Regions from separate parts of the Homo sapiens genome. Here all the other regions are linked to region 1. The links are chromatin loops, found by intact Hi-C in ENCODE. Cell type or tissue: heart right ventricle. All regions are shown on one strand.

What was found. Hi-C counts contacts between places; a loop is a spot of excess contacts. Peaks named below come from ENCODE experiments on the same cell type or tissue, not always from the same donor. Only the 100,000 strongest peaks of a DNase experiment are listed, where the experiment ranks them.
Region 2: it touches region 1 in a loop (8-fold over the local background); 14 of 110 quality-filtered maps call a loop at or near these places.
Region 3: a loop joins it to region 1, with 7 times the contacts of the local background. A loop is called at or near these places in 43 of 110 quality-filtered maps.
Region 4: it touches region 1 in a loop (7-fold over the local background); 51 of 110 quality-filtered maps call a loop at or near these places.
Region 5: it touches region 1 in a loop (7-fold over the local background); 41 of 110 quality-filtered maps call a loop at or near these places.
Region 6: it touches region 1 in a loop (6-fold over the local background); 95 of 110 quality-filtered maps call a loop at or near these places.

The regions. Positions count from the first base shown.
Region 1 is chr3:169,667,472-169,671,471 of GRCh38, reverse strand. No RefSeq gene overlaps it. Among named protein-coding and RNA genes, the nearest start is that of MECOM, 5.8 kb to the right of the region's middle. RefSeq lists an enhancer at 1,858-2,359. In heart right ventricle, CTCF peaks have their summits at 1,980 and 2,188; DNase peaks (open chromatin) are centred at 2,181 and 2,888; H3K4me3 peaks cover 1,952 bases; H3K27ac peaks cover 1,338 bases; H3K27me3 peaks cover 3,914 bases.
Region 2 is chr3:169,743,098-169,747,097 of GRCh38, reverse strand. No RefSeq gene overlaps it. Among named protein-coding and RNA genes, the nearest start is that of ACTRT3, 24 kb to the left of the region's middle. In heart right ventricle, a CTCF peak has its summit at 2,297 (motif pointing right); no DNase peak of the experiment used is centred here.
Region 3 is chr3:168,862,820-168,866,819 of GRCh38, reverse strand. No RefSeq gene overlaps it. Among named protein-coding and RNA genes, the nearest start is that of LINC02082, 37 kb to the left of the region's middle. In heart right ventricle, a CTCF peak has its summit at 1,686 (motif pointing left); no DNase peak of the experiment used is centred here; H3K4me3 peaks cover 973 bases.
Region 4 is chr3:169,039,811-169,043,810 of GRCh38, reverse strand. All of the region lies in intron 1 of LOC107986051 (a long non-coding RNA gene), which reads left to right. Among named protein-coding and RNA genes, the nearest start is that of LINC01997, 39 kb to the right of the region's middle. In heart right ventricle, a CTCF peak has its summit at 1,990 (motif pointing left); no DNase peak of the experiment used is centred here; H3K4me3 peaks cover 503 bases; H3K27ac peaks cover 1,169 bases.
Region 5 is chr3:168,874,235-168,878,234 of GRCh38, reverse strand. No RefSeq gene overlaps it. Among named protein-coding and RNA genes, the nearest start is that of LINC02082, 26 kb to the left of the region's middle. In heart right ventricle, no CTCF peak of the experiment used is centred here; a DNase peak (open chromatin) is centred at 1,824; H3K27ac peaks cover 2,422 bases.
Region 6 is chr3:169,131,567-169,135,566 of GRCh38, reverse strand. The region is part of intron 3 of MECOM (MDS1 and EVI1 complex locus); the gene reads left to right. Among named protein-coding and RNA genes, the nearest start is that of LINC01997, 130 kb to the right of the region's middle. In heart right ventricle, a CTCF peak has its summit at 2,197 (motif pointing left); no DNase peak of the experiment used is centred here; H3K4me3 peaks cover 1,204 bases; H3K27ac peaks cover 3,911 bases.

The DNA.
Region 1 (4,000 bases):
CTGCTGCCACAGGCTGACTGGGAGATGGTCAGGACTCTGCTTGTACGAGATGAACTGAGTGTAGTGTTGACTTATATGAAACTGAGTTGTGAAAGCACAAGCACACAAGAATCCCTTAAAAATACATAGCTAAGGGGCCGGGCATGGTGGCTCATTCCTGTAATCCCAGCACTTTGGGAGGCCGAGGGAGGCGGATCACCTGAGGTCAGGAGTTCAAGACCAGCCTGGCCAACATGGCGAAACCATGTCTCAACTAAATATACATAATTAGCTGGGCCTCATGGTGTGTGCCTGTAATTCTAGCTACTCAGGAGGTTCAGGCAGGAGAATTGCTTGAACCCGGGAGGCAGAGGTTTCAGTGAGCCGAGATCGTGCCACTGCACTCCAGCCTGGGTGACAGAGCGAGACTCCATCTCAAAACAAAGCAAAACAAAACAACAACAACAACAACAACAAAAAACAAACCAAAAACCATAGCTAAAACCATTCTCTCTCTCCTCTCTCTCTCTCTCTCTCACACACATACACACACACATGTGCATTTAAACTGAAATGTTAATATCTAATTGTACCAGTCAGTTCTATGTATGTCAAAGTCCTCAGGCTTCAGCTACTTGAGGGGCAGTCTGCTGACTAAAGGCAACTATCTTATTGCAGATGGGAATGGGAAGAGCAGTATCCAAGACCCCTGACTCTCTCTCTCTGTCTCTCTCACACACAGACATGCACACACACACGCACACCCTCGTTATTTTGCCGACTATGAAATGTTAGAGCTTAGAGCTCTAAATAGCTCCATTTATTAAATTCCTACTATGTAGCAGGCGCCATACTAGGTGCTTTGTATACATTGTCTTTAATTATCACAAGTATTCTGCAAGATGTACATACTTATTCTAATAATACAGGGGAGGTAACTGGGACTCAGAGAGGTTCAATAATTTGCCTAAAGTTATGCAACTGGTAAAAGGGAGGACTGGGATTTGTACCTCCAGTGGTTTGATACTTAAGGTGTTTCAACTCAATCTTGTGACCCCAGAATTTATCTAAGGTATAATGGCCCTGAAATCTGAATACTGCCATCTTTTCTTAACAATGGCAACCATGGCTTCCAAAGCATTTTTATATATTAATCCTATGTGGGAAGAAATGCCTATTTCCATGCTGCAGATGAAAAAACAAAGTGGAGAATATAAGGCATAATCTCTTTCAAGATGTCCACAGCTGAAAGGGGAAGGAAGATCTGTAAACAAAAAACTGTAATGTAAGGAGGGAGAAATAAAAGCCATAGACTTGGCAGCAAAATACTGAATGGGTGAGGGGGGCTTGAGGAAAGTGGCTGGAAGAGATGTCAATCAGACAAGAATCAAGGAAGCCTTGCAGGTGGCATTTGGCCCCTAAGCTCAGTGGTCAATGCATGTTAGTCTAGGGTTTCTGCAGTGGGCCAGAGGAGATGTAGCGTTTACGTGGATAGGTTCGTTGACTCCATCCTCTCCCGTGACCACGGCAGAAAGCAGGATTTGAAATGAAGTTCAATCACAGAGGCGTCCTGATTTAAGACAGAAGAAAGAAAACCTGGCCAGGCACATTCTATTGCAGTGCATCTCCAACTTCAACGTTCTAGTGAATCACTTGTTAAAATGTCAATTTTGATTTAGTAGGTTTGGTTGGGGCCTGAGATCTTGAGTTTCTATTGAAATCCTGGCGATGCTTGATGTTGCTGGTCTGCGACTACACTTCGAGGAGCATCTGCATCACCTAGGAGCCTGTTGAGAAATGTTGGGCCCCACCCCAGGCTTACTGAATCAGAATCTGCATTTTAACAAGATTCCCAGGCGATTCGTATGCACATTACACTTTGAGAAATACTCTTCCAAGTAATTCTTTTTTCAATGGAAGGGACCCCAAGAGGTCCAAACTTCCCAGGGCATCGCTCAGGAACAGTCTGGTTTCTTTCCGGAGCTCAAGTTCCGTGCCCCGTGAAGTTGCTCCTCCTGATTCTAAACCGGTAGCAGCTCCAGGAGTTTGCTCGCCTCATAATCCTCCTTGCTGGGTTCCTTTCCACCCCAACCCGCGCCTCCCCGGGGCGCTCCAGCTGTTTCCCACCCCCACGCCCAGGCGGCTACTGTGCACAGCTGGAGCCCTAAGCGGCGTGAGCACCAGAGCTGCCGCGGCCAAAGAAACCAGGCGAGGGCGCCGCAGACTAGGCTGTGCGGGAGGAGGCCGCGCCGAGCCCGGAGAGGGCGGCCAGAGCGGCTGGTGGGGGACCGCGAGCTTAGCACCTGGTGCCAATAGGCACGGCCCTGGCGCGGCCCCACATTCCCACACTGCAGGAACCTAGGCTCGCCACCTGGGAGGCGGCGCGCATCACTCCAACCTGCGTTTCATAAACCCTTCGGGAAATGGTTCTTCAACCCCATGGGCTAGTAATCAGCCCGACGTTCTCTCCAAAGAACTGCTGATTATAATTCCCGAGCGGGGCGGGGGCCCAGATTTTAAATCGACTATTTAATGTCATCATCGTCATTATTATTAAAAGCCAGCTACCCTGACCGCTCCCTGCTCCCCGTACCTTATATACACATCAGAAGTTGGATGGGAGGATGTTGAACTAGGGGGAGGGAGTAGGATTGTAAAACCGAATGATTTGCTAAGAAATCTGGGACCGAAAACGCAATTTACAAAACGGCAAGTTTTACGAGGTAGAGAAGGTAACTGGGCAGAAATCGCCCGGCCGCCGAACACCAGCTGCGCGTACTCGCTGAGCCGGCTGGTCCCGAGCGCGCCTCGCTGTGCCATGCCGCCCCGGCAGCGCGAGGATTTCGCAGGAAGAGGAGGCTGTTCCGTGTCTCAGGCCCCGGCGTCGAGACGCTGTGGAGAGGGGTGCCCCCAGCCGCCCCGCGCCCTTTGCGGCCCGTGGCTCCCTTTCCCTGGCTGGACGTGGAAGCCGAGCTAGCCCTGAGCTGTCGCCTCGCCGGCGTTCAAAGCGCGCATTTCTCTGCAAGCTTCCCTTTTAGGGCAAAGCGTGGCGGATCATTCAAAGTTAACACCTTCATGCAGCCGCTGCTGCCTGGATGTGTGCTTATATGTGTATGTGTGTGTATTTCTCTGACAATGTCAGACAAATCAGGTAGCTTTAACATTAAAGCCTACGTGTTCTATCTCGAGGCTTATCAGGTTTGTTCAAACTTTTGTGAGTGTGTGTGTGTGAGTGCGCGCGTGTCTCCACCCTCCTCTCGCTCCCCCAGCCCCACCCCCACCCCGCCTGTGCAGGGCGAAGTAGTCCTATATAGCGATGATAAATATCCCTGTTGATCACTTGATTGATTACCTCCCTGAAAGGTCACGCGGGCTCGCAGTAATTTCCTTTTGCCTAAGGCTCCCTTTTCACTTTTACTCCGGCACGACAGCTCCGAGTACACAGGATCTTTATTTTTTATTTTAACCCCTAAATGCAACCCCTCCCGAAAACAATGCAGACAAGAAAAATCGAATAAAATCAACTCGAGACCTTTTCGCTCACTCTCAGCCTCCCTCCCCATCTTGCTCCATTCTTTCTTGTCGCCCCTGCTCCCTCCTACTTCAGCCCCCCTCCTCAACTCAAATGTATTCTGGACACTATTTAATAGATGAGTGTCTTGCAAGTAAACTCAGGCGTCCCTTGGGTCTGCATTTCATGTCTGTGACTCTCTCCCTTTCTCTCCTGTGGACTGAAAATTCGGATTTAAACCACTAGACAAGCTATTAATTTAGCTAGGCTACCCAGGGTCCTGAACCCAATTAATTTCTAATAATTATAGCCCAAGGGGGCTAGATAGATCTCCCTGCCTCTTTCTTTTATTGCCACTCCACGCCACCGAGGTCAGCGTATAATAAAGTGTGTATTTTGAAAGCGATCTCCAGAACAGTGAGTTATTGCAATGAATGAAAATTGTTTCCATTTTGGCTAATTGAGCCGGTGGCCGAAAGCTGGAGCCCTGAGACTAAATAAAGAGGACTG
Region 2 (4,000 bases), 76 kb before region 1:
GATGTACTGGAGGCTCATGTTCCCGTTTTTGGTAGATGAGTAGAAAGTTGGCTCAGCAAGTTAGAGTTAGCCCACTAGAACAGGTGGATGCCAGTTTCTGGGCTGCAGAGACCCGACCCTCCCTTTCTATCAAGCTACTTCTGTGACCACGGGACATCCAAGTGCATAGATGTTCCCTGTTCCCTACAGGATTGTAGGGCAGGGTCCCTTTCTACTGCACTGTTAGCCATGGACATGTGGCCCATCTACACAGGGCCGAAACTGTGGGATAATGAGAGTTCAGGGGATTGCGGACACTCTGCTCCTTCTCTGCTTGTAAGCTTTCCTTTTATCACCTTTATTTTTTACCTTCCCTATGTGACACTAGGCATATATGCCCAGGACACCTCTGCCTGACACTTCCTCACCAGACTCACCTGCTGATACTCAGTGAGCCTGTGGTATCCCATAATGATCTGTGGTTTTCAGAAAATGTCCCTTCTCTGCTAGATCATGTGCTATTTAGTTTTCGATTACTTACACCTTCCTGGATCCTGGCTGTGTCCCTCCAAGCAGAAACAGAGCTACTGTGTTTCATTTTACTTAGCGCCCCTTCATTCTTCTATCATGGGACATCTAACATTGTTTTAAAATCCAGCTGTGAGGTTTGCTTCCCTTTCACCTCCCCAGACTGTGAAGCTTTTTGAAAGATGGGATACCTTGTCTTTTAGCTTTGTATTCCTGAAGCTTGCGAGAACCTCGCACAGGGTTGGTATTTAGTACACATATGTTAAACGAGCAAATTTTGACATGCATGAGAGCATTTTATGAACAGTAAATGCTATACCAGCCTTAGTTATGATGACAATATCTTAATGAAGCCAGCAGAATAAATCATAATGGTTGGAACCGGAGCTGTCAATATAGCAAAATCAGTTACCAATTTTAAAAACATCAGCCCCTTGACACACACACAGATATACACACAGACACATCCTCCATAGTGCATAGTGTGTAGTCAGCTTTCATACTTGGCCTAATACACTGCAAAGATTAAAGGTCTTTTTCCCTTTTCTTCGCAGACATTCATGGTGGGGGCTTGTTCCTCACAATCCACACATTACGCTTCACATTCGCGTCATTCGAATACAAGATAGCTGTTACAGGACGTGGTGTGGTGCTTGGTGTGGTGGTTGACAGAGTTAAATAAATATTTTTTAGAGGGGAAAATACTTTTTTATGTGCAAAAACAACTGAATTTCGGCCACCAAATCATTTCCTCCAGCTCAACACCAGCCACCAGAATAAAGACAGGTCATTCCTCACATTGATTGATCTGAGGCTCAGAGCTCTGTCTCCCTTTCCTAGTGGGAGAGGTTGTGGGAGAAGTTGAACATGGCTGGGTTCTCTGACTCAGATGCATTGCTTTTATGGTAGCATTTTGCCCTAAAGGGGCTTTCTGTAAATTTGAGCTTAAGTATGTACTACTAGAGGCCTAAAGAAGGCTAAGTGGTAGCTACTCTATTTTTCAAAAGAATATTAATAGCTAAATGTAAAGTTAAAAACTGACTTTGGGCCGGGCGCGGTGGCTCACGCCTGTAATCCCAGCACTTTGGGAGGCCGAGGCGGGTGGATCATGAGGTCAGGAGATCGAGACCATCCTGGCTAACAAGGTGAAACCCCGTCTCTACTAAAAATACAAAAAAAATTATCCGGGCGCGGTGGCGGGCGCCTGTAGTCCCAGCTACTCGGGAGGCTGAGGCAGGAGAATGGCGTGAACCCGGGAAGCGGAGCTTGCAGTGAGCCGAGATTGCGCCACTGCAGTCCGCAGTCCCACCTGGGCGACAGCGAGACTCCGTCTCAAAAAAAAAAAAACAAAACAAAACAAAAAAAAACTGACTTTGCCATGAGTGTTTCCAGTGATTTTTATGATAAAACACATTAACCTATTCATAAGGTAAATTTTGAAATGAAGTTAAGGTAATTAAAAAGAGACATTACTTATATTTCTTCTCGATTGCAGCAGCTAATATTGTGGGCCAAATGGAACTCAGTAAAACATGATTTGCTTTCAACTTTAATCGAAACTAAGAATAATTACTCACAGCAATTTTTCTGATTTTAGAGAAGAAAGTTTTCTGGTTTATTATGCTTTTTCTTCTCTTTAGTTCTCAAATTACAAATGCTAAATAGCTGTATAAGTAAAAAGAAACTGACTACTTTCATAAAGTCATTTTTTTTTCCATTTTAAATTTATGATCTGTCAAGACCTCAAGAAGGCTGAAAACTTTTGGCTTAACTCTTTTATTTTTTCTCAACAGTAGATGGCAATATCTGTTCACCTGTAGCAAAAAGCCCACTCACATGAATAACTGCAGACTTAGATTTTTTTTTCTCCCACTCTGTAAAGTGAAATCAGCCTATTTAAAATTGTAAATTGAAGACAGAAACAGTTTGCAAGTTTGTACAATATTACTTTTTAAATGTTGGTTGAAGGAGTACAAAAGTATGTGAGTACTTTTGTACTATGAAAACTATGCCTTCTTTCACTCCAGGGTAGACAAGGAGAGCAGCTCCAGAGAAGGCTGCTGAATGCAGTGAACAAAGAGAACCTGTGGGTAGATGGTCTGTGGCAGGAGCAAGAGAGGATAAGCTAGCAGGTTTTAGTTTGTTCTGTTAAAGTTTATGCTCAGATCTTGTTATATACCCATAGAGGTTTTTTGCTTACATTTAAAAAAATCCTGAAGTGTGCTTTTTGCCTAGAAATTTGTAAGCTTTTCACATTTTTTATATCAAGAAATAAAGCAAGAAATAAATAAAACAATGCCAATTTTGTACCCAAGGCTAACATTTACTCTTTCCTTCTCAAAGGAGTAGTGGGGGAGGGGTGAAGACTAGTCTTTGGGAGAGGTTTCTCTTAGATCTGATCCTCTTGTTGGTCCCCTCAACCCGAGCAGTTACACTTTATAAAGTGCATTTCTCGCGTTGGTAAGTAATGGCACCACAGTTTCAAAAATTTCAAAAATTACAGGTGAAGACCTAAACAAAATAGCTGCTCTACAGGTTAAACAGCTTTACTTTTGTGATACAACAATAAATGAGCTTTTTAAAAAAGGGATAATATATAGTCTTATCCTCCACATCTTAAGTATGTACAAAGGAATATCATCTATTCCTTTGAACGCCTAATTATTATAATATTGTGCAGTATGATGAGAGAACATTGGCATATCTCCTGTAACTCTCTAGCTTTTATTTTTCCATAATGAGTGTTATCCTTCATTGACATATACCTTTAATATGTAACATTTGTTACTAAGTTGATTGTTTATCGGCTGTAACTTTTGCTTTTGTATTGCAAAACAAGTCATTTATTCGTCAAAATCATTCCATTGACAGTTTGCTCTTTGGAAGACTGTGGATGGGAAAACAGCTCTTTGCAGACAAAACTGCTAGGAGGTAGGACAAGAGTCTACCACTGCATTCCCGAACATTAAACCGGAAACAAAATGCAATGAAAAAGAAAAAGTGGGTCACATCTGCTGGTATCAAATAGGTTTAGTTTCCATGACATCATGCTGATTAAGACTTCAGACACACATTAGTATTGGGCTACTTTTCATTAAAAAATGACTGTTTCCTTGTTCCTATAGTTGAGGACCAGCCTCTCAGAATCTGACTATAATCCTTTTATAATCCTTTTGAATTTCTTTTTTATTTTTATTTTTTATTTATTTTTTTCTTTTTAGACAGTGTCTCACTCCGTTGCCCAGGCTGGAGTGCAGTGGCGTGATCTCAGCTCACTGCCACCTTTGCCTCCCAGGTTTAAATGATTCTCCTGTCTCAGCCTCCTGAGTAGCTGGGATTACAGGTATGTGCCACCACACCCGGCTAAGTTTTGTATTTTTAGTAGAGACGGAGTTTCACCATGTTGGCTAGGCTGGTCTCAAACTCCTGGCCTCGGATGATCCATCTGCCTCAGCCTCCTAAAGTGCTGGGATTACAGGTGAGAGCCACTACA
Region 3 (4,000 bases), 800 kb after region 1:
TCAGAATATTTCACTCCCTGTAGAGATTGCTGGGACAAAACTAAACATAGTTAGATTGCTGGGACAAAACTAAACATAGTTAGGTGGCAGGGGAAAGGAGGAAAGAAGCACTCAGATGGGAAAAATATGGGGATGGTTGCAATGGCAGTAGATATGCCTTGCCTGCTTTGCGCTTTTCCAAAATGGGCTTGTCACTTGATGGGATAGTTTTAGGTCATGTATAATATATATGGCTATCACTGAAATAACCAGTTTTTCCTCCAAGGAAAGTGAACAAAGCTGGTTCAGTAAACTAGCCAGCTTCTGTTGTAATTATTTTCAATCTGCTACTTTGGGTGTATATTTAATCTAGTAATAAAAATATTTTGTTAGGAAAAAAATACTTGACATTTCAATTCTGGGCATTTTGTTCTTTGCTAAAAACTGAGAGGAAAGGGTGGGTGTTGTAGCTTAGAATGAAAAGAAAAGAATGGGCAAATTGTGATAGACATTCTCTAAGGAGAAAGGAAAAAACAGGCTTGGAAGGTTAAGTAAAATTTAGATAAGAAACTTCAAGTTTCTTTATTGAAGTTCTTTAAATTGATGATCATAATAACGAAGAAGTAAAAAGAACATTGTCCAAATATTCAGTCTAATTTGTATGATAGGAATACTAATGTCTGACCACCGTATTTTATACAGTTTTTATAATAAACAAAAATTTTCAAATGATATAAAATTATTGTAGCAACTACTAAGCACTTACTTAGATATAGCATTGGTTTTACTCTCACTAGTTTATGGAAGCCAGGTCAGTTTGCCCAGTGATGTCTTTTCTGGTCACTCTGCTTCCATCTTTGATAAAATTTGTGAAACACAGTTTTGAAAGTAAAAAAAATTTAATTGGGATAGTTAAATAATTAATTGGAGAAAGTTATCACAGACCTAGAACTTTTAACTACTGCCAAGATATTATTTTTTTCCTTTCATAGACTGGCAAAGATTACAAGGTTTGACGTACATAGTATTTGTCAGAGTCAGAGCTAAAAGTACTTCTCACACCTATATGGTGTGAGTGTAATTCAGTGAAACCATCTTTTCTGAGGGGGATAGACACAGTTTTAAGTAAACAAGCTTTATAATTATGCAGCTAGGGAATTTAACATGCAGAGAAATTATACCTGTGCAAAGAAATAAATGCAAGATTTTTAACTGCAGCATTGTTTTTAATAGCAAAAGACTAAAAATAGTCTAAATATTTATCTGTAGGGGATTTATTAATACATTTTAGAGACATACAAAATAATACTCTGAAACCATATACAAGAAAAGGCAGGTCTGTGTAGACTGATAATAGAAAGATGCCTAAATGTATGGTTTAGTGAATAAACAAAGAAGCAAAACATAAAATAAATCTTTAGTGCAATCACATTGTGTAAAATAAAAAATACATGATAAGCTTAAATGTGGAAAGAACCCCAGCACACTTTAAAGGTGGTTATGTTTGAGGGGGGAGGGGGAAACCAGCAGGGAATCTTTCACTGTACACACTTATGCATCCATCATTTTTTCAAATTATTCTTATTATCACATATTTATGATATATATAAGATACATGAAACAACAAGTTTGAGGAGAAAATAATAGCATTTACTTTTTTTTTTGAGCTTGAATCCAAATTTAAAAGAATGAGGGAGCTATGGCCCTCTTGTGGAGAACTTCAGCAATGCACTTTTCTTAAAAGTCTCAACGTCTAAATTTATAGGTAGAAAGAACTAGAATTTTATATCATTTAATATCACAACATATATAAAATTCAATGCCATTGAATGTAGTTCTTTCAGAATCTTGGAAATATCTTTGTACAATCCGAACTTACCATGCATTTTCTGTGTGCAACACGATGGTACCTAATAGTTGCATTTCGTGGGAAAGGTCTGAGCACACCAGCTTGCTGTGAGAGTATATTTGCTAGCATACATGATTCAATTACAGGAAATGCTGACCTCTAATAATTACAAAAGCTTGTTGCTAATTAAAAAACAGTCGTTGCTTATGCCAATCTCTACACTACGATCTATGTAGACAGCTGTCACCTCCAAACTGAATCACTGTATGTGAATAATAAAGGTGCTTATTTTCATGGGCTAATTTAAAACATTTCTAACAAGAGAAAATATTTCAGAACTATACATGGCTATGTCAACCGCCGAATTCCCTCGGTCCGGTTGAAGGCGTGCAGAGTTTCCTGTCAACCTGTGCTCCGAAGCAGAACAGTCTCCAACCCGACCACTGTGACTTGCTCCATATTAACTATGGGCTACCTTGGAAATGTACCGTCTCTCATTGTAAAACTCCCCAAAGGGCAATTCAAATCACATTTAGAATTTCCTATTTACATTGCAATAGCCATGGCAGAAGTTTGAATGTCACAGTACAAATCTGGTACCAAATGCTGAGCATGTTCAGCGGATTCAGTTTCAGAATTCACTTCACATGAGCATATTTTCATCAAGTGAAAGGGGGAGGGAGTGTCATGGGATAAGATTGTGATATGAACTCTGGACTTAACTCTTCATCATCTTTAACAAGTAAACTGGTGTTTTTGCCTAGGCAAAAAAGAATTTACCAGACTAGATTACATAGTAACCCTGCCTTTTAAACTCTTATGCAGAAAAATCAAGTGAGAACAGACCACTAGTATTTCCAGTTAAATTTCATGTGTGATAAAGGGAAATTTGGTTAGAACAGCTTAGCAAATAGAGGCAACTTTCTTGAAGAGGAAATTATTTTTCTAGACAACTAATGAAGATTGCTAATTATTTTGCTTTCTCAATAGGAAATATATTAGGACATCATTTTTATCTTTTAATTTATTTTTTAGTATATGAATTTATAGAAGTAGATTTTTCAAAGTAAATAAACTAACATCATTTTCAGCAAACTGTGTTTTGTGTGCTTTGTTTTGCCTTTAAAAACATTCTAATTAATGATCTGCAGGAAGAAAATGTTATTCTAACTGAACCCAGTCACACACATGCATGGGATCTTAATCTCCAGATTCCTCAGTTCACCCAACTGAGGTGAACTTGAATGAGCTCATCTAGACAAAGCTGGAAGTTAAAAATGGCATTGAGTAATGCTATTTCATGTAAATGGCTGGGTGGTTGAATTCACCTCTGCCCAATTTTTCCTATTTCGTGGACGTGTACATTTATTTGCAGTACATGATGATATGCCTAGCAATTTGTTACAATCTAACATTAAAACAATTTATTCTGACCTGTCTGAAGTTTGTTTAAAGATAAACTGTATCAAAAGACAATGTGTAATTATCATAGACTTCCAGGCTCAGAAAAAAATATAGTCTTATTATTTGGAATTTAAACAGTCATGGAAAAAATAACAGAGGTGTCTCTTGGCTAAGACTGCCTTTGAACAGTCCTGAATTTGGAGACATAAATTTTTGCCTTAATTTGAAAACTGATAGAATCCACTTGGGTCTTGAACTATGTGTGTTCAAATATATGTGAAGGGACTAGATCTATCATTATGTGGCGTATTCTCAACTCAGGTTGAAGAAAACAAAACATAGCTTGTTATTCACTATACATTGGGGAGAAATTTATTTTTCTTTAAACTTTTGAGTTTATTAAAACACTTGAAACATGTCACTTACACCGGGTTTTGATAACAGGTTCACATATTAGATTACTCCATTGGATTGAAACTTACACTTTTCTAAAGAAGTAGGACAAATATTTTTGGATACCCAAAATTCATTCCATAAATTTTGTTTCTAGTATCAAACAAAACAAGAAAGGGGTAAAGCAGGTTTTGTTAGATGCAAGCTTCAAAAAAGATAAAAGCTAGATTAGAGAATCATATATATTAAGACAGTTACTCTTTAACAATTTTTATGGTGGTCTTAAGCATTATTCAGTACCAACTTGTTGAAACATATTATTTTAAACCTCAGTGCCATCTAGTTAAAGACATTCTATGACAGCCTTACCATACA
Region 4 (4,000 bases), 630 kb after region 1:
CAGTTTGACATCTTAAGATGGAGATGACATCTGTTTATCTTGTGCTTTTATTTTGAGATCTAATCTATTACTAGGTTTGTAAAAAATATTTAGTAGTTGATAATTTTAGAAATTATAGAAGCAATTTAAACATGGTTAAAAATAAATACTTGCTAGTAGTTTATACTAAGAAACATAGTATTCTTTTCCAAATCTGTAGTAACTGGAACTTTCTTCTGTAATTAATTTTATTATTATATCCTCAGCTATACAGAACACATATTAAGTAAAGGCCGTTCTGAAATATTCATATTAATTAAAGATTAAATATGGGCCTATGTAAGAATATGGCCATTTAGAACATTTAGAAAAAGTGAAATAGGTTGAAGGTCAGGTCACTGGCCTGTTCACGGGTAAAAGGGGTGAGGGGGACTTTTATTTTTTCCTAAAAATAAAAGCTGTTTACATTATAAATTATGAAATCCATTTCAGTTGATTTAAAAATATCCTAGTTATATTAGCTGCATGTAGACAAAATCTCAATATACCCTGGTAGCTTGTTATATATTTTTCTTTCATATTATTATGAAAACGTAGATGTCATAAATTATATTTTATTAAGCCATGTTTTCATTGCAACTCACTACATAAGGATTAAATTTTAAACACCTCACAAATTCACCAAACTAACTCTTAAGATTATCTGAGGATTTTCTTCTTCTAACATAGAAGTAGCTTTTTGTGATTTTACTAATTTAAAAAGTAACACATGTTAATTGTTAAAATAAACCAAAGCAAACAAACAAACAGTAAGAAAAATTCAGAATCTACAAGAAGTTCTAAAAAAGAACAAAAAGAAAATCCTCCATAAGATGATTACCCAGACATAATTGCTGTTTTGGCGTATATCATCCAAATATTTTTCTATGCAGTCATTCGCAATTTTTTCCTAAGTGGAATCATACTATATATAATGTTTTCAACTTTATTGAAAGTTAAAATGTTCCATGGCTTTCAATGTCAATAAATATTTACTTATAGTATTGTAATGGCTTTCCTTATACCCCATTTGTATGACTATAATTAATTTAACAAATTCTTCTTCTTTGACATAATTTAAGTTTTTACTTTCCCAATTATTTTTACTTTAAAATCTATACTCTTATTAGTCTGATTGTTACCACAGGATAAATTCTTAGCAGGGAAATTATTAGGTTAAAAATGTTAAAAATTCACATAAACAATTTTTATATGTATATTGAGTATATAATTCTAATCTTGTGAATTGCCTGTTCATAGCCTTTGCCTACTTTTCTACTCTTCATCTTTTTTTCAGACTGACTCCTCATAGTACTTCACATATTAAGGCTATTGCCGTTCATTTTGCAAATTCATGATTTTAAAATTCATTTTTAAAATTCATGATATCCAAGATTCCAAGTAAAAAATGGCCAAGTTTGTATGAGCAGTAAAGGGCAGGGGCACATAAAGAAATAGGTATGAACTTTTAAAAAAGATTCAGGGTATCCCTACATACTACTTAATATAGTAGCTGAATTACAACATAAAAAGATAGAATTTGACATTTAAAAAAAAGTCCTATAGTTAACATTGTAAAATATTGGCCATACTTTAGAAACAGATGCTGGAATCTTCTGTGGGACTTAGTAAGTGGGACACATACCTTTTGGCTTGCATAATCCACAGGGATGTGTTGGATGACCTCTCAAGATGTCCCTTTGCCCAGGGTGACTATTGTTTTCCATTTTCACGCATGAACGTGAGGTTCCTAAAAGCTCTAATTCAAGGTTCTTTTCAGTTAATCTACTGATGCTATCTATATTGTCCTTCTTAAATTGTTTTTTAAAAAAAAGATTCTAAACTGTATTGCCAAGTTTAAGAACAAATATAAGTAGGTTTTTTATTCATTTCTTCCTAATAGCAAAAAGTACACACGTAAGTGTGACTATGAGTCATCTTCCTAAGCTTTAATTTCTTACTGCTCTCTTGTGGCCATTCAAATGAACTGTCCAGATGCTTTTTTTTTTTTTTTAAACAGATCCTATAATATTAATAGAAACAAATTTTCCAAGCAGGGTCATTCAATTTTGTTCGTGCGGCAAATTTACAGTCTTTGACATTTGAACATTAAGGCCATAAAACAATTAATTTTATTATTAAACACTGGGACAGGGTTGCAGAATAAGAAAGGCCTGTAAGCTTCTTGTTTTTTAGTAAAACCAACCACATTGTTATTCATCTATGAAATCATCAAGAGGCTGAAGTTTGAAATATTTCTGGCCATTCTGAAGGTAAAATAATGCAATTCCCAGCTTGTTCCCTTACTGTGGTTTTAAGAATATCAGTAGGTACAGGGCGCAGTGGCTCATGCCTATAATCCTAGTACTGTGGAAGGCCAAGGCGGGTGGATCACCTGAGGTCAGGAGTTTGAGACCAGCCTGGCCAACATGGTGAAACCCCGTCTCTACTAAAAATACAACAATTAGCTGGGCGTGGTGGCTCATGCCTGTCATCCCAACTACCCAGGAGGCTGAGGTGGGAGAATTGCTGGAACCTGGGAGGTGGAGGCTGCATTGAGCCGAGATCTTGCCACTGCACTCCAAACTGAGCAACAGAGCGAGACTCCATCTCAAAAAAAAAAAAAAAACAAAGAAAGAAAATCAGTAGGGTCTAAGTTTAGTCATCATAACTTAAAACAGCCTCTTTTTGGGGAAGAAAATAATTCAAATAATGGCTATACATAAGAGTACAAATAAGATATAGCTAAAAATTTATTATATTGCAGTTTGGTCATGTAATACTGCCTGTAAGTAGAGAGGACCCCGGAATTGCAGTCTTAGCAATGTTAAGAAGGCAAAATGAATTAAATGCTTTATTCTTTCAGTCCTGAGTATCAGTCATACAAACTGTGTTGTTCTCTAACATCTCTAATTCATTTGACCACAATTCCTGTGACTACAGGTATTAAAAAATAGCAGCTTTTAAGCACAGTTAGTATTATATCTACCCTGCCATAATTAGCATATGTGTATTTGTATAGTCATCCCTCCTGTAAGATGAGGTCCATGTTGGGCATTGTGATATAGAACTGAACTCAAAGGGTCCAAGATTAAGTTCCTTCAAATAATGTGTACTGGAGCACCATTTATATGCCAGGTCCTGTTATACTATAGTAATCAACTTCCCCCAGAGACATAGTCTCATAGAATTTGTAGTCTGTGGTATGAGACAGACAGAATCAAAAAAGGACATGAAGGAATGTGAAACTACAACAAGGAAAAGTGCTATGAAAAAGGATATTGAGTGAGGAAAATCAGAGGAGGCCTTCCTGAGGCTGTGATGATACAGCTAGGATGTCAAAAGGAGTAGAAACCAATGAGGCAAAGAGGAGGGAAAGAGGAGAAGGATGAACATATACAAAGGCCTTGCACTGAGAGGGAGCAAGAAACTTTTAGTAAAAGGAAGCTATGGTCAATGACTCTGCAGTAAGAAAGCAAGAGGAAATGTGGGATGATTTAAAGTTGATGTATGTATGTTTTGTGAGCTCAAGCAGTTAGTTTGTCTTTATTATACTAGTATAAGAAAGTTATCAAAATGCTCTAAGTAAGTGATGATAGGCTCTCCTGTTTGTAAAGATTATTCTGATTGATATATGGGAAGCAGATAGACAGGAGTCAGAGTGATGAGAAGAGAGCCCTCTGAAAGGTATTGCAGTAGTCCAAGTGAAACATAATGGTAGCATTGACTGGGATGAGGAATATGTGAATAAAAGGATATGGAAATTCTAAACTTCAGGACTCAGTGATGGATTGGATATTAAGGGTCAGTGCGACAGAAGTAGTGGAGATAATTCCTGGATTTATAGCTTCATAACACATTGAATGCTGGTTATATGTACTAATAGAGGAATACCAGAGGTAACCAGTTTAGGGAGAAAGGGTGAGTTTAAGTTGTATATGAGACAGTCAAGTGGAGATGCCAAGAAGAAGGCACTTTGATA
Region 5 (4,000 bases), 790 kb after region 1:
AAAACCAGGAACAGAACCAGGTTACTCTCAGAAATGAGCTCTGAGCTTTTTCCAGTCTCTCAGGGCTTCTTCTTAGGAAGTGAGAGGTACAGTATTATATAACCTTGAAGAGATCACAAAGGCAGATAACAGGCAAAGCTGTGGTTTAACTTGCTGGGTAGGAAAATCAGCCTGAAAAGCTTTACATTAATTTCTTATTCATCTCGTTTCCTAATTAGCCATCCAGGCCACAGGAAGAACTGGTCAAACCAGTTTGAAGTAATGTAGCTGATACTTCTTCCTAGTTAAAATCATTCTGGGCAACTAAATGACCACAAAACCTCTACTGATAGCATCTGTATAGATTTAAGGTATTTCTCCATATTAAAGGTACATTTTACTCTGAATTAATCAGTTAATGTACTAAAAAATACGAATAAATAGATAGTGCTGTTTTGACTTAGGTAGAACATAAACATTTTGACTATGAAGATATAACCTAAATATAGGTAAATACCCCAAAAAATTGGAAGGGGAAAATTTATTGTTTTGATTTGTTGACTTCTCAGTAATTTCATTGATTTTCGATAAAAATTGAGGATCAGCTTTGCTAAGATTCAAGTTGAGACAAAGTCAACTAGAGAAAGAAATTAGTTAATCTTCATAAATATTGCACCTTGCCTAGTTGTAAACTGTAGGGTAAATTTTATAATTGTATTTTATGCTTCTGAGAAATAATAATTATTTTCTTCAAGGTGACTTCTGAAAGGTGATTACTTTTCCATCAAATTTAAAGACAAATGAGATATTAACTAGAGAATTTCAATAATATATCCTTATTGAATTATTTTATATATGGCTTTATCTAATATTGCCAATGAACAATATTTCTAGCTGGCAAATATTTTATGCGATGGCATATAGACATAGCACATATAAGAAAGTGCAATGAATTGACTTTTTGTTAAATTAGGACTGTTTTAGTATTTGCCATGGCATGGAATGTCTTACTACCACCTTGTAGTAAGACCCTGTTCAGCCTGGCAAGAAGATACATTGTGGAGTCTAAGATCACATTCCCTCCACTGTGGCAATTACAAACTCCATGGCCATATATACCAGCACAATGTCTCTAACAAGCTAAATAAGCATATGCAGAAAGAAAAGTGTTTCGGTTTGTTAAAAGAACTATCCAACACCCTGCCGGTTAAAAAAAAAAAAAAAAGCCTATGGCTTTCATGATGGGCAGAGGGGTGTATTCAAATTTCATTTAATACTTTGCTTCCCACAAATTGGGATTGACCTTTTGTGGTTTATGACAGCATTTTTTGCTCAGGTCTTTATCAAAGGCCTGGAACCACTGGGGTGATAGATCAGCTGTCATCCACCCGTTCCTCAGAATGTCTTTGTATTAAACTAATGGTCCAGCAGAGCAGCCAGTCTGACAGGCAGGTTATTTATTTGCAATCTGGTAAAAGAACCGACAACTTCATTGTTTTAATTGTTCATTTTTCATCGGTTGATGCATTAGCTCACCCGGATCTTTATGCCTCAGTCAGAGAATAAATACTTGGGAGTCAGGACACCAGAATGACTGGGTCCCTCTTAAAGTTCAAGAAGTTGCAGATAGCCTCAGTGCTAGCTGTGATTACCAGCAGCCCATGTGCATTTGGGGACTTTTTTGGTCTTATCTCTGCTCTGCATCTCTTTCCTTTCTTTCAGGAAGACCTATGATGTCAGCTACTGATCTGATTGTTTCTTGAAACAATGTTCCTAGTTCTCACAGCCTATTAAAGGAGAAAGACTGGAGTGGGATGAGAGTCTCCACAGCTCCATGAGGGTGGGGGCCTGCCAGACAGACAGAAGTAGAGGCCCAGAGACCTCAAATATATCATGATATCATGGAAAATAGATTTAGCTCAGGCCAGTGTCTCTCGGAATCACTGGCAAGCTTTTTGCTAAAAATGCATGGCCTGGCCTCCCCTGGGTGATTCTAACTTAGTGACTCTTTGGTGGAAATTGTACATATATACATATATATGTGTCTCTGTGTGTGTGTATATATATATATACACACACATACACTATCCACTATATATACATACCTACATATATACACACTATATGCTATACACTATAGATACATACACACTGTGTGTGTGTGTGTGTGTGTATATATATATACACATACACTATATATACTAGATGGCTAATTAGGAAACAGTTTTATATATATATACACACACATACATATAAAATTATGTTTCCTAATTAGTCATCCAATAAATAATGTCCAATAGATAATTATTTTTATTAGCTATAAATATAAATGTATATTTATGTCAAATATAAATTTAATGTATACATGTTTTTGAATCCTGTAATTTAACTGTTAGTTGAGATTCATTGATCTGGAGTCTAGACCAGCACCCTCAATCTACAGATATAAGATATGCAATAGATTGAATCACTGAATCAAGGGCATAGCTAATTAGTAGCAAAGCTAGAACTAGAACCCAGGCATGTGGACCTTCAGGACAATGCACTTTTTATCCTCAACATCAGATACTATTCTCCAGAAACAACTGAGACATTGGTTCTATCAATGGTTTTTGCACATGCTAATGTATCAAGGCACTATAAGGAGGTCTCCATTTGCTCTCAAAGCTCATCTCAAAAGTTGACCTTTAGAGAGCAGAGGACAACTCAACAGTTCAATTACAACCATGGAGGGGGTTCCTGTGAAACTATTGGTACCCAAAGTTTATTATTACTTTACTGTTTTCCTTCACATTAAAATTGAGAACACTTCTAGGAGGGAGGCAACGTTTTAGTTTTCTCAATGCATCTGACACCTTACATAGAACCTAAAATACTGAAGGCACTCAATCAATGCTTGGAGGATAGAGAAAGGAAAGAAAAAAGAAAGAAAAGAAGGGAGGCAGGCAGGCAAGCAGGCAAACTTCTCTAGTACAATATACATAATTGTGTAAAAAGCTTGCTCTATAAAAAGACAGAACACTGGCTCCCTGTATGGTGTGTTTACATGTTCATTTGCTTATTAAACAATTATTCAATATTTACTATGGATCACGGTCCTGTGCTTGACGCTGATGACATAAAATTGAATAAAATTAGTGTTGTGGCTGGGCGCGGTGGCTCACATCTGTAATCCCAGCACTTTGGGAGGCTGAGATGGTGGATCACCTGAGATAAGGAGTTCGAGATCAGTCTGGCCAACATGGCGAAACCCTGTCTCTGCTAAAAATACAAAGATTAGCTGGGCATGGTGGTGGGCACCTGTAATCCCAGCTACTCGGGGGCGCTGAGGCAGGGGAATCACTGGAACCTGGGAGGTGGAGGTTGCAGTGAGCTGAGATCGTGCCATTGCACTCCAGCCCCCAGCAAGAGAGAGACACTCTGTGTCAATAGACTGATTCAGGAAGATACGTGAAAAATTAACACAGAACAATCTGACAAGTGCTACTAACAGAGACTTGTAAAAAGGATGAAAGCATCCTAAATAATAGTCAACACCATCAGGAGGGAATCAGGGTGTCCTTACATGGTAGCATTAGAATTGGGGCTAGAAGAGTGAATAGAAATTCACCAGTCAGAAGAAACAGTGTAAATAAGTAAAGTGTTTTATTCAAAGTGATAATTACATTTGCTTCATGGCTAGAGGACAGGATTTAGGGACACGTTTGATGTTGGAGAGTTGTGTGATTCCTTAAAAGTGACGGGTTTTTAACACCTTGCTGAAGGCTTAATCTTAGGTGCGTAGGTAGCCATAGGAATGTCATGATCAGACTGATGACAATGTGCATATTGGATTGGAGGATGATAGCCCAATTGGGGCCATTGCCAGCATTCCAGCAAGAGACAACATGAAGCAGAACCAGATATCTTGAAAAGAATGGGGACAGAAGCTATGCCAAAAGATCTTTTTGAGGTGTTACGGAAAGTACTGATGACAGATTGTGTAAGAAACCAGAGGAGAGGCTCTATCTGTTCCTAAATA
Region 6 (4,000 bases), 540 kb after region 1:
TTAACACGGTTTTAAAATATTTATTATGACTTTTTAAAAAAATGGAATTTCCATATAATCTATTTTCTTATAGGCCCCATTCTTCTTGTCTTTCACCTTATATTGGGAAGAATTGAGTTTTTTCTTCTCATAGAACATTCTGAGAGAGAGAGCAAAAATAACAAATGAACAACCTTTTCATATTAACTCAAAATTTTCTAAGTGTTGAATATTTTTGAACCTCTCTTTATTTATTGGGGGTATATTCATTACAAAATTTCAGATCCAGGATATTTTTATTTTGAATCCAGAGAACTTTTTACATAAAACCCTGATAGGAGAAGAGACCCATTATTAACTGTTTTATGGAACTTAACAGATTAATTGACTCCCTTCCATTTTTCTCCAACACAAAAATGAGAGAGTTATATTAGTAGTGTCTCTGCTTATGGCACATAACACAGATGGTATGTAATTCACTGGACTGCAATATACTCAAGATTTTGAGAATACAGATTTTAAAGACATTATAACTCTATTTTATAAGCATGGTCAAACATACTTATTATATACAAATATGTGAGAAAATCTATATAAATCACTCCTTTGTTGCATTTTTATTTGCTGAAAGATCTATTTTATAACATAAAAGTATATTTTCTGAAAGGCCTGATTCCTCTAAGATGACATCCCATCATTTCCCCACTATATTGTTTCAGGGCTACAAATTTTCATTTTGTTTTCATTTAAATTACTCCTGTCTCTTCTCAAATGCCTGCTGGCATACCATTAATGTTATTAGAAAGTAAATTAAATTTATATGTAGACATCCCTAGATTCAAGGATTCAAATTATACTTTTGGGCCATTGTAATTAGAAGAGGAAAACAATGTTGCTTAAGTGTCTCCAAAACCCTAAGGGATGAGAGGTAATGAAGATCAGGTGGTAGAAACACCTTGAGAAAAGGACTAGCTTGGTAAGGGTATGGCAAATGGAACTTCGAGGGACATTCTTATTGCTATATGGGGAAGCATGCCCAGAATCTGCCCTCATTATATCTGGCGCTTGCCAGTTCTTTTCAAACCTCAGTTTCATGAGCACCATAAAAACTCACTTAAAATTGAAAAGAACACCCTGAAGTTAAAATCCACTTTGCTTTTCTTTGCCTTTCATGGCTTGGAATGTCACCTTTTACCTCCAGTAAATAAAGCCAACATCAACACTCTTCCGTGTCTTTTATTTTGTATGCACTCAATATTCTTCACATGACAATCTGGACTCTTAAAGGGAAATTACAGTAGTGATCTATGTCTTGGCAAAGAGAATTGTCTTTATAATATATAGTTACAGTGTATCCATCAATTTCTTTTGTTTCTTAGACTGTTCACATTGGATTGAGTAAATCTAAAATGGAATTAAAAGAGACATGATTAATAGTGGACTACAAAGAAATAATGATATCATAATACTCTCTTAAAATGACCTGACGTGTGTCTAAGTAGTATTCCCCAATAGAGACAATTGCACTGTTTTACTGTCTTGTAGGGTATTGTCTCTTTAACCTCACTATTTCCGAGAAGCCACCGAAAAGTTCTAATATGTCACAATTCAAATGTCAACATGTTGTTGGAAAGGAAGCTAATAAGTTAAACCTTTGAGAGATGCCAAAAAAAGAGGTGATTCAAACTGTTGAGAGAAGTCCATTGTTTTCTAAGGGGAAATAGAACTCCAGAATGAAACAGTGTACTTATAAGTATTTAACTGGAAAGTTTAGGGGAAAAAAGCAAACTCACACATTATTTTATTATTATTTTAAATCTGGTAATCTTTAAAAAGAACTGTTCTCAGTGTACTTCCAAGGAAAAGAAAATGTGAACAGCTAGGGTTAATAGGATACAAAGTGCAAATAAACTATTTTTTTTATAGAAACAGCACATAATGAGGAGTAATTTTGCCAAGTTAGTCTGGATTCTATCTGTGGACAAATACAAAGAATCTTAGGTTATATTATAACATATTATAGCAACATTTTATGTTTAGCATTGTTTTCTATAAACCAGCTTCAGGTGGTTCAACTACTATTGAATGAAAAAAAATTATTTTATTTTGACAGGAAAGAAGCTAAGCAGAAAATACTCCTCATTAAGTTATTTTTCAAATTTAGCACAATTTTGTGCTCCGGTCTTGTTATAGAAAAATAAACAATTGGACTTTAGAGCCACCTACTGGAATAAAGAGGCACGTACAAAGTTCTCATCTTTCCAAAATATAAATAGATAAATAAAATTAAAGTATGAGCATTTCTGCTGATCTTATAAGACATCAACTTATGCAGCTTTTCTTAGTTTGAAATATCATGTGATCTTGCAAAAAACCATAGTTAACAGTAATATCTTCTAAGAATATATTCTTAGAATATGATGGTGGTTGTTGTGTTATTGTTTTGGTAGTGTATGTGTGTGTGTGTGTGTGTGTGTATGTGTTTTGCTCAGATATTTAGAATCTGGACTTTTTTGGCTTAATAAGATTGATTCTGGGCTGGGTGCAGTGGCTTACTTGTAATCCTAGGACGTTGAGAGGCCTAGATGGGCAGATTGCTTGAGCCCAGGAGTTCGAGACCAGCCAGAGTAACACAGTGAAATCCCATCTCTACCAAAAAATACAAAAATTAGCTGGGTGTGGTGTTGCATGCTGTAGTCCCAGCTACTCAGGTGGCTGAGGTAGTAGGATCACCAGAGCCCAGGGAGGTTGAGGCTGCTGTGAGCTGTGATCATGCCACTGTACCCCAGCCTGGGCAACAGATTGAGACCCTGTCTCAAAAAAAAAAAAAAAGAAAAGAAAAAAGAGATTGATTCTGTTTGTGGACATTCTTAGGAAGATTGGGAGAAAAGACTTATTGGCACTGTTAAAGAGAGAGAAGAATATATGAGGCAAAGGAATAATTTCCTTCTCAGAGTACTCTAGGGTTTTGCAAAGATACTGTGGTATAATATAATTGGTCTCATTTTCACCAGTTAATCGTAGAACTTCATTCTTTCTTCTAAAACCTCTATCTGATTATGGGATTGTTTAATAAATAACCTTAGAATGAAAAAAAACTGATGACATTTTTATGGTAGAATGAATAAACATCTAAAGATTTTCATGCTTAAAAGCTTTTTTAAATGAACAAAAACCAAAAAACAAAAAACCTGGTCCCTGGACAGGTAAGTTGGACAATGACTTGCCTAAGTCACCAAGCTGCTCAGGAGAAAGGCAGTGGCTCTTGGAAATTTCAGGTCAGGGTTCTTTCCACACTTGCTCCACTGCTTTTGAGTCAGTCATTAACAGATTTATTAAATGCTTCCTCTCCTCAGCACTTTGCTAGAAAGCAAGGGGAATAAGCACCACCCCCACCACCCCAATAAATGAATCAATAAAATGCATAATGCCTACTTTCAAAGAGAGAGGATCAGGAGCTGGGCCTGAGGGCAGGACCCTGGTATGGGAGCACCCTTCTGATTGGTGAGAGAGGGGTTAAGTTTTGAAAAACAAAATACTCTCCTTTGTTGTCATGATCCTTTATGTCATGTCCTTTCAACCTATTACCTTCCAAACACGTTGTTGAGAAGGCGCTACTTTTGCAAACTTGCTTAAGTGGGGAAGGTACAAGGTAAGCTAGGCTACTGCTGGAGAATTCCAGGCAGGATTCAACTCTGTGAGTACGTGTGGTTTGCTAGGGTGCTTTGAGGATTCAGAGAAGGGAAAGTTCTTCGTTAAACATTACACAGGATATATGTGACGCAGCTAGCCTTGCATTAAGAAAATTTGATTTGTGAAGTAGGATTTGGAAAAGATTTGTGAACTGGCTTGAGAGTCACAGCTTTCCATTTGTCACCAGAGGGCTGGTTTTCAATATATAAAACAGGAAATCACACTTCTTTTGATAAAAAAGAAAAAGAAAAAGATGTTTGTTAAGGTGTTTGTACAGGTATCTTAGTGTATATCTTGCCCTTTGTTAATATATATACATCTCTCTCTT